2 separate regions of the Homo sapiens genome follow, and region 2 is linked to region 1. The links are chromatin loops, found by intact Hi-C in ENCODE. Cell type or tissue: sigmoid colon. All regions are shown on one strand.

Evidence for each region. A loop is a pair of places that touch in the nucleus more often than their neighbours do. Peaks named below come from ENCODE experiments on the same cell type or tissue, not always from the same donor. Only the 100,000 strongest peaks of a DNase experiment are listed, where the experiment ranks them.
Region 2: a loop joins it to region 1, with 2.5 times the contacts of the local background. A loop is called at or near these places in 1 of 110 quality-filtered maps.

What each region holds. Positions count from the first base shown.
Region 1 is chr2:226,629,874-226,633,873 of GRCh38, forward strand. No RefSeq gene overlaps it. Among named protein-coding and RNA genes, the nearest start is that of MIR5702, 27 kb to the right of the region's middle. In sigmoid colon, no CTCF peak of the experiment used is centred here; a DNase peak (open chromatin) is centred at 2,058; H3K27ac peaks cover 468 bases.
Region 2 is chr2:226,725,288-226,729,287 of GRCh38, forward strand. No RefSeq gene overlaps it. Among named protein-coding and RNA genes, the nearest start is that of MIR5702, 68 kb to the left of the region's middle. In sigmoid colon, no CTCF peak of the experiment used is centred here; no DNase peak of the experiment used is centred here; H3K4me3 peaks cover 1,196 bases; H3K27ac peaks cover 1,100 bases.

The sequences.
Region 1 (4,000 bases):
AAACACTTGAGACAGCACCTGTTAATATTTTTTGGTCTATGATGCATTTATGATCTTTTTTTTTTTTTTTTTTTTTTTTTTTTTTGAGACAGAGTCTTGCTCTTTCGCCCAGGCCAGAGTGCAATGGCCCGATCTCAGCTCACTGCAAGCTCCGCCTCCCGGGTTCACGCCATTATCCTGCCCGAGTAGCTGGGACTACAGGCGCCTACCACCACGCCTGGCTAATTTTTTGTATTTTTAGTAGAGACGGGGTTTCACTATGTTAGCCAGGATGGTCTCGATCTGACCTCGTGATCTGCCCGCCTGGGCCTCCCAAAGTGCTGGGATTACAGGCGTGAGCCACCGCGCCCGGCCGAACTTTCTTATAAAGAAACAGCTCCTTCCAGGAATTAGCCTACTTCTTTACTAATCCTTAGCCTTCCAAACCCAAGCACGGATGTGTCTGTGTACGCTGACAGTTACACACATACACACATACCCACCAACTCTGGTGTTTTTGCTTCCATAGACTGGACACACTGATTAGGCAGAGAGGAGAAACTACAAATCAACCATTACAGATAAACATGGAGTCAGTATTCCTGTGATATGGTTCGGCTCTGCATCGGCACCCAAATGTCATCTCGAATTGTAATCCCCACGTGTGGAGGTAGGGAGGTGATTGGATCATGGGGGTGGTTTCCCCCGTGCTGTTCTCATGATAGTGAGGGAGTTTTCACGAGATCTGATGGTTTTATAAATGGCAGTTTCCCCTGGGCCTTTCACTTTCTTCTCTCTCCTAGCCACCATGTTAAGAAGGTCCTTGCTTTCCCTTCACCTTCTGTGCCAGATTGTAAGTTTCCTGAGGCCTCCCCAGCCTTGTGGAACTGTGAGTCAGTTAAGCCTCTTTCCTTTATAAATTACCGAGTCTTGAGTATTAGGTATTTCTTTAGAGCAGTGCAAAAACAGACTAATACATCCTGAGTTCCATTTGTAGCTCTGTCAATGACTAACTGTAGTGTGCAGGTATTTTTCTGGTCTGTGCAGCATCCCATCCTTTGAGGAGTCACCCATCCACCATTTTGGGAGGGACCTCTCCTTAGACCACATGGTACAGGTGAATTGATCTCACCTTCCTGCTGAAGAAGCAGCCACGACCCAGGCTAGGTCACTCAGGGAACTGAGCCCACACCCTGGGCATGGCGGTTAGGTCAGGAAAGGGTCCCTTCCCCAAACTGAGCCAAATCATAATGTTCCCAGCACTCTTGCCATGAGAGGTGGTTTCTCTTTCTCTATGATTATAAACACTGAAAGCCACATGCATCTGGAACTCTTGGGGGCCATTGTGCTACTTCCTAGGGAGAGGAAGAGAGGTAAGCCGGGCAGAGGAAAGCATCTCCAAGAGGCCTGAAGCCACGGATGCCCAAGGTCCAGTGTATGTCTTTGGCTCCCTAGTTACCCCTGTCAATCTACTCCCCTTTTTCACAAAATCTATTTTGAGTTGGGTTTCTGTCACTTGTAACCAACAGCCTCACAGAGTTGGCTGGATAGTCCTGTAAAATTGATTTTCTAATTGACGCAATACATGGGCAAATCATTCTCAGTGGCCTTTTTCCAGATCTATGACTAAAAAATATCCTATTCCCTAACTTGTGCAGGTTATTTTCTAATAGAGCAACTAATTTATTTCTGGACCAGTTTTATGTTGCTTAAACAAAATTGAATTTATCCCCCCTTAATTTTCTGCAAAGGTGAATTAAGTCCAAATTTATGGATGCTGTGAAGAGAAATTCCCACTCTAGCCTGCTGCAAAACAGTTCAGTGACTGGTGCACAGGCACTGGATTCTGCAAGTCCAGCTGTGTGAGGTTCGTCTTCTTGCCATTGACCTTGTTTTGTAACTGGTACATCAGCCCCTTATTTGGTTCTGGTGAGAGCAAAGGCAAAATGCACTGATCATATTTGCTGACGTATTATGAGCAGTCAAAGCGTAAGAACTGAAGCATTGGCAGCCCTGATAAACCCGAATGAACACAGGAAAAGGTTACATTGCTCTATAAACAGTTTTTATATATAAATGTCACATGAAAGGCTCTGGGATTAAAGATTTATGCCGTGGGGCTGCCTGGAAAACATCACTCGAGCACTGTTGTTCCTTTGGCAGTAGATGTTGTGGCACTTACTGCTTCTTTTATCTGGGCCTCTTTTTCTTAGAACTCTACACTGTCAAAACAGTTCTTTGTTCTTAGTTTATATGTGTAAAATTTTATTAAAAAGAACTGAGGCCATTTTATTTCTTTTATATAAAAAAAAAAAACAAAGACCAGAGGCAAATAGGAGACAATGTTAACAAAGTATACTTCTGGGTATTGGGAAACCAGGTGTTTTTTTGTACATAAAAATATACTTAGGGCTCTAATGGTTGCACCGAATTATCACTTATAAATAACAAGACTCCAGAAGGATTCATGAATTCATTTTCTGTCCTAATAGTAGCACTTAAAAAAAGTTCTCATCAAATAATATTACACTGAGCCCAGAGATGAAAAATAAACCACATGGAGATGAGAATACTTGAAAGCTGCCCAGAACATCAGTTGCTAAACCTGGAATCTACCTCCAAACCTGTTTGAGTGGCAAGCAGCAAAAACTCACCCACCAATTATTAAAAGCAATTTCTTCACCTTTAAGATGAGAATTTAGGTTGTGGGGGGACTAAAACCACCACAAGAAGAATGCTGCAGAAGGCCAATAAAGAAATTTTATGTGCAGAGGAATTTGCCATATATGTGTAAATGGTACAGTTATTTTGCAGATGATATGCATTTTTATCGCTTTAGTTTTAGTTGTCATTTTCATTATTATTTGCCAGTGCTTAATGGCAAGAAATGGGTTTTTTTGTAGCATAAAAGCAATAGCTGTGTTCAATTATGCATATTTATTTAATCAATGTTATTAACACAGTGCTTACTCTAGGAATGTAATATTATAATTATACACCAAAGGAATTTTTCAGACAAACTTTCCTTTCATGTCATTTCATATGTCAATTATAGGACAATGTTATTTATTCATGGAATCTGGCATTATAGTCACTCAAAATATATTGTTCTAAGCACAGCCTGCTTCAGTGAGATACTGAGACTCCATTGTTCCAAATCTCTCACAGTGATTATTAGATCTGCTCAAAGAAAAGATCCCCGGCCTTACATTCAAATATGGGCAAATAAACACGCATTTAAATGTGTAAGGTAAGTACTATATTTTTATGATTCCCCAAAGTAAAGTGCCACTTTCATCAAATAGACAAATTGACAATCATAAGTCTTAGTTCAGCAAAAACTTATTATAACATCATGATTTATATTTATTGGTTTTCCATTTTTACAGTCAACCTATAGACACAGAAGAATACAAGAGACTTAATTACATTTACAGAACATGATGTAAATGTTAAACATTTACATCATTAACATAAATGGAAAGACAGAACTGACAGAAGTCAGCAGTCAGAAGAGAGACGGTTACCTGATGTATAGGAGGCTAATTTCCTCCACCTATGTAGTTAGGAGTCAAAGAAATACCACCTCAAATTGAAGAATTAAGAAATAAAATTGGCCAGGCATGGTGGCTCACGCCTGTAATCCCAGCACTTTGGGAGGCCGAGGTAGGCAGATCATGAGGTCAGGAGTTCGAGACCAGCCTGACCAACATGGTGAAATCCCATCTCTAATAAAAATACAAAAATTAGCCAGGCGTGGTGGCACATGCCTATAATCCCAGCTACTCAGGAGGCTGAGGCAGGAGAATCACATGAACCTGGGAGGCGGAGGTTGCAGTGAGCCGAAATTGCACCACTGTACTCCAGCCTGGGTGACAGAGTTAGACTCTGTCTCAGAAAAAAAAAAAAAAGAAAGAAAATCAAGAAATAGAGATATAAGCATAAGCAAAGTGCATAAAATAACACGAGTTATCATGAACGAAAAATAACAGAACCTATAAAGAAGAGGTTAAATCAAAAA
Region 2 (4,000 bases), 95 kb after region 1:
ATGCTGGCTCACAGCCTGCTGTCCTAAGGAGGATGACTTCTTTCTTCACTTGGTGTCTCAGTTGACCCGCTCAGGAGGCGTAGCTGAAAGTTTAGCATCAAATGTCAAAATCATGAAATGTTATGCTTTTACAAACCATTTCTCTGCAATCACAGAATCCTTGGTGAATTCACTGGAAGTCACAATCCCTTTTCCCCGGGAATCAAAAATGGACACAGCTACACTCACAAAAAAAAAAATTGCATTCAATTTGAGAGCGTTGAGAAAATTCTGAACCCCAGGTTAAGATCAGATGTCCCTCCTATTTTATAAACAAAGAGCTGGAGAGCCAGAGAAAAGAAGTGCTTTGCTTGAAGTCACAGTTAGTTAGTGGCAAGACAAAACTAAGATCTGAAGTTTTCACACGGTCATTAAAAGAAATGCTCCCCGTCAGATTTCCATCTGTCAAACATTTCGGCAAACAGACATGGGAGGGTTACTCTATTCAGGAAGAAGTTTGTTTAGCTCAGCCAAACTTACTTTATTTTTCAACAGATGAAGTAAACCAGACTCAGAACTCTACATCTTTTTTTTCACATATGGGGGATGGGACTCTCCTAACTGGAATAGTTGGTGTGTGGCGGGGAGGAGAGGAGGATGTGTAATTAAATGAAACCTTTGAATTTAAACCAGAAACACCCTGCTGATGAAAAAAAAAAAAGAAAAAAACACAAAAGTTGCTGTTTTAGACAAATCATTAACATTTCCTCCTCGAATTGTATGTGTGTATGAATGGGGTGTGTTTGTGGGTGTGTGTGTATGGGTGGAATGTGTTTGTGTGTGTGGCTGGCTGTGTGTGTGGGTGGGGTGAGGGTGTGTGTGTGTGTGTGTGTGTGTGTGTGTGTGTGTGTGTATTTGGCTTCCGTTTTTTGTGAAAAGCAAATGAGAAGCAGCGTGTACCCCATTAGGGTAGGGAAAAACTTTTAATTAAGAGTTGAGTGTTAAGAGGTTAATACGAGACAGCCAAGGAGCACTTCCATCCTGACTCAACCAGAAGCCTTCAGAAGCGCTGGAGAAGGAAGTTGGATTAAAGAGCGGGACCTGGGGAGGGGCACAAGTTGTGCCTGGAGCATCAAAACTGAAAATCAAGAGATTCTCCATGGCATTTTTTGTCAACCAAGTGACGTAAATGTTTACCAGGATTTTAAAGAACATGGTTTCTTTTTCAGTTTCCGTGTGTTTGGATTATTAATGAAACTAAGTTGGAATCCTACTTTCTAACTGGGTGACCTTGGACAAGTCCCCTTCTAGAATTTAGGGTGTGATGAATGAATAGTGGGATTTTATGATGAAAATGCCAAGGAAATACCTTCCTATTTTATCTGTGACTCAGTTTAGAACAATGGTTCTTTTTTTTTAAATCCAATAATCCCCACATATTTTATCCGCCTCTGGTAGGTTACCATGCACTGTCTTCCTGGACAGAATTCACTTTCCTGCGACTCATCTCTATTCTCAGCACTGCAGCTGATCATAAGTTAGAAAAAAAGAATGGAAAAGACCTGCCTGTTTATTGTCCCTCCTATGGGGTGAGGTCCTGCCACTCTGGGTGCCACAGTTTGCTCTGAACTTCCTGTGGACCCTTGAGGAAACCCAATGTCTATTTGAAAAGGACCACTCTAAATGATTTCTACTGTTTTTGTTTTTTTATCTAGAAAAATTGAGGCATCAACAAAAAAGTCATCCTAGCTCTACTCTAATTAAGCTGAACTGTATTTACTTGCCCAGCTGTAAAATAGTGTTCTGGTGTTTGTAGATAAACACTTTTAAGAAGTCCTATTAGCACTTCAACAGTCATTGCATAAGGAGTCAGAGGGGATCATAAACTCTATCCAACAGCACTTGTAATTGCAGCAACAAAGCTCCAACATCTTCCAGGATAACTTTTTTAGCAGGTCCGGGAGAATTTCAGAAGCCCAGGGCAAGGGGGTTTGCCTCAGATCCCAATTCTTTCTTGAAAACAGCTATGGCAGGGGCCAGCAAACATTTTCTATGAAGGGCCAAATAGTATTTTACTTTTCAGGCCATTCAGTCTTTGTTGCAGCTACTCAATTCTGCTGTCGTGGTGCCACAGGCAATATGTAAATGAATGAGTGCAGTTATGTTTCAATAAAACTTTATTTACAAAAACAGGCAGCAGGCTGGATTTGGCCTCTGGGTCAGAGCAGGGAATGATCTTTGATTTATAGACTATGGAGTAGCAAGTTTAAATGTGGGGGTTCACTAAGATTCTCATCCAACCCCTTTTGTATTTTTAAATAATATTTTATTATTTTCTTTCTCCAGATAAAAAGAGATATGATTATTATAAACACTCACAGAAAAACAGAAAAGAAAAATTATTCACAATGCCATCAGACATACCACTTGTTAATATTTTGGAACAGAGTCTTCCATTTACATATATATATCTATACATGTATATATATATATATGCTTATTTTATAGAATTAGGAAAATTCTGTATGATGCTGTATACAAAAATTTACCTAATATCCTTATTTTCATGCTACTTCCTACATAAGTTTAGACAAATTTTACTAATTTTTACTTTACGGATTGTTTGCTTTTTGGGAGCAATGAGGAACTCCACCTGTATCATTTCTTCTCTCACATTTACAATTATGGGACTTTAGTCCTTGAGATTTGGGGCAACTAACATAGAAATGGAAGCAGATAGGATATTGCCTAATGAACTCCAATAACGTGTTCCTCCAGGGTCAGGTGTAGAACAACCCCAGAGAGAAGGGGTGTGTGTGTGTGTGTGTTATTGGGGAACCATTTATTAATATAGTTTCCTGTAGCCCTTGTTAAAATCTGTATTGTTTTAAGCCCTTTAGAAACTCTGATATAGGTGGTCTGCAGCTCAAGTTCTGAAAAACACTGAGTGTATATCAGAAAAGAGCTTCAATCATTCATTCACTTCAGGTGAGGACTCATTCTTCAATTCAGATGATACCCAAGCATCCGCCTCCCATTTTTCCCATTGCCAATCTTGGCCATTTTTCTAATCATTGATATCCCTAACAGATAATAGTAGAAGTTCTCATTTAAAAGGGTTTACAGGAGGTAATACATAAATCCTAACGCCTAAAACAACAGCTGTTAGGATTTCATGTGGCTTTCACATTTAACCTACTGTCCTGTGTGTTCCTAAAATAAAGCCAGATATTTCAATCGTGTTGCTGAAAAGAGGTGCACTTATTGGGAAAATCAATAGGGAACCAGAAAATGACTTTTGACACAAATGATCTAAGCTAGACACCAAGACAAAGAATGGAAATAAATAGAATAAGGCCCTGTTACCTCGTAGGGTGAAAGTTATCAGTTGGACAGAGCTTTACTTTCAGGCTTCTGTGAGATGATGTTTGCTCAGCGAATTTGTCACACAAGGCAGCTGGAGTAACAATGTTTTTAATTAATGGAAAATTATTTTTTAAGTACTTGGAAACCAGAAATTTGCAGCGGTGTCAATGAGAATATAAACCATCAAGAAGTCCTCAGGCTAAGCACAGTGGCTCACGCCTCTAATCCCAGCACTTTGGGAGGCTGGGGTCCTGCCCTCGAGTGGACTACTTAAGGTCAGGAGTTCGAAACCAGCCTGGCCAACATGGTGAAACCCTGTCTGTATAAAAAATATGAAAATTATCTGGCATGTTGGCATGCGCCTATAATCCCAGCTACTTGGGAGACTGAGGCAGGAGAATCTCTTGAACCCAGGAGGCTGAGGTTGCAGCAAGCCAAGATCCCATCGCTGTACTCTAGCCTAGGAGACAGAGTGAGACTCTGTCTAAAAAAAAAAAAAAAAAGAAGTCCTCAGTATGGCAAGAAGCTCCTCCCCTCAGCAGCCTGTGACCACAGACTTACTCCTTATCTACCTCTAGGTTGCTGGGAAAATAAAATAATTGATATAAATCCTAGTGGCTAGCCCACAATGAATGCAGAATAAATGTTGCTATTG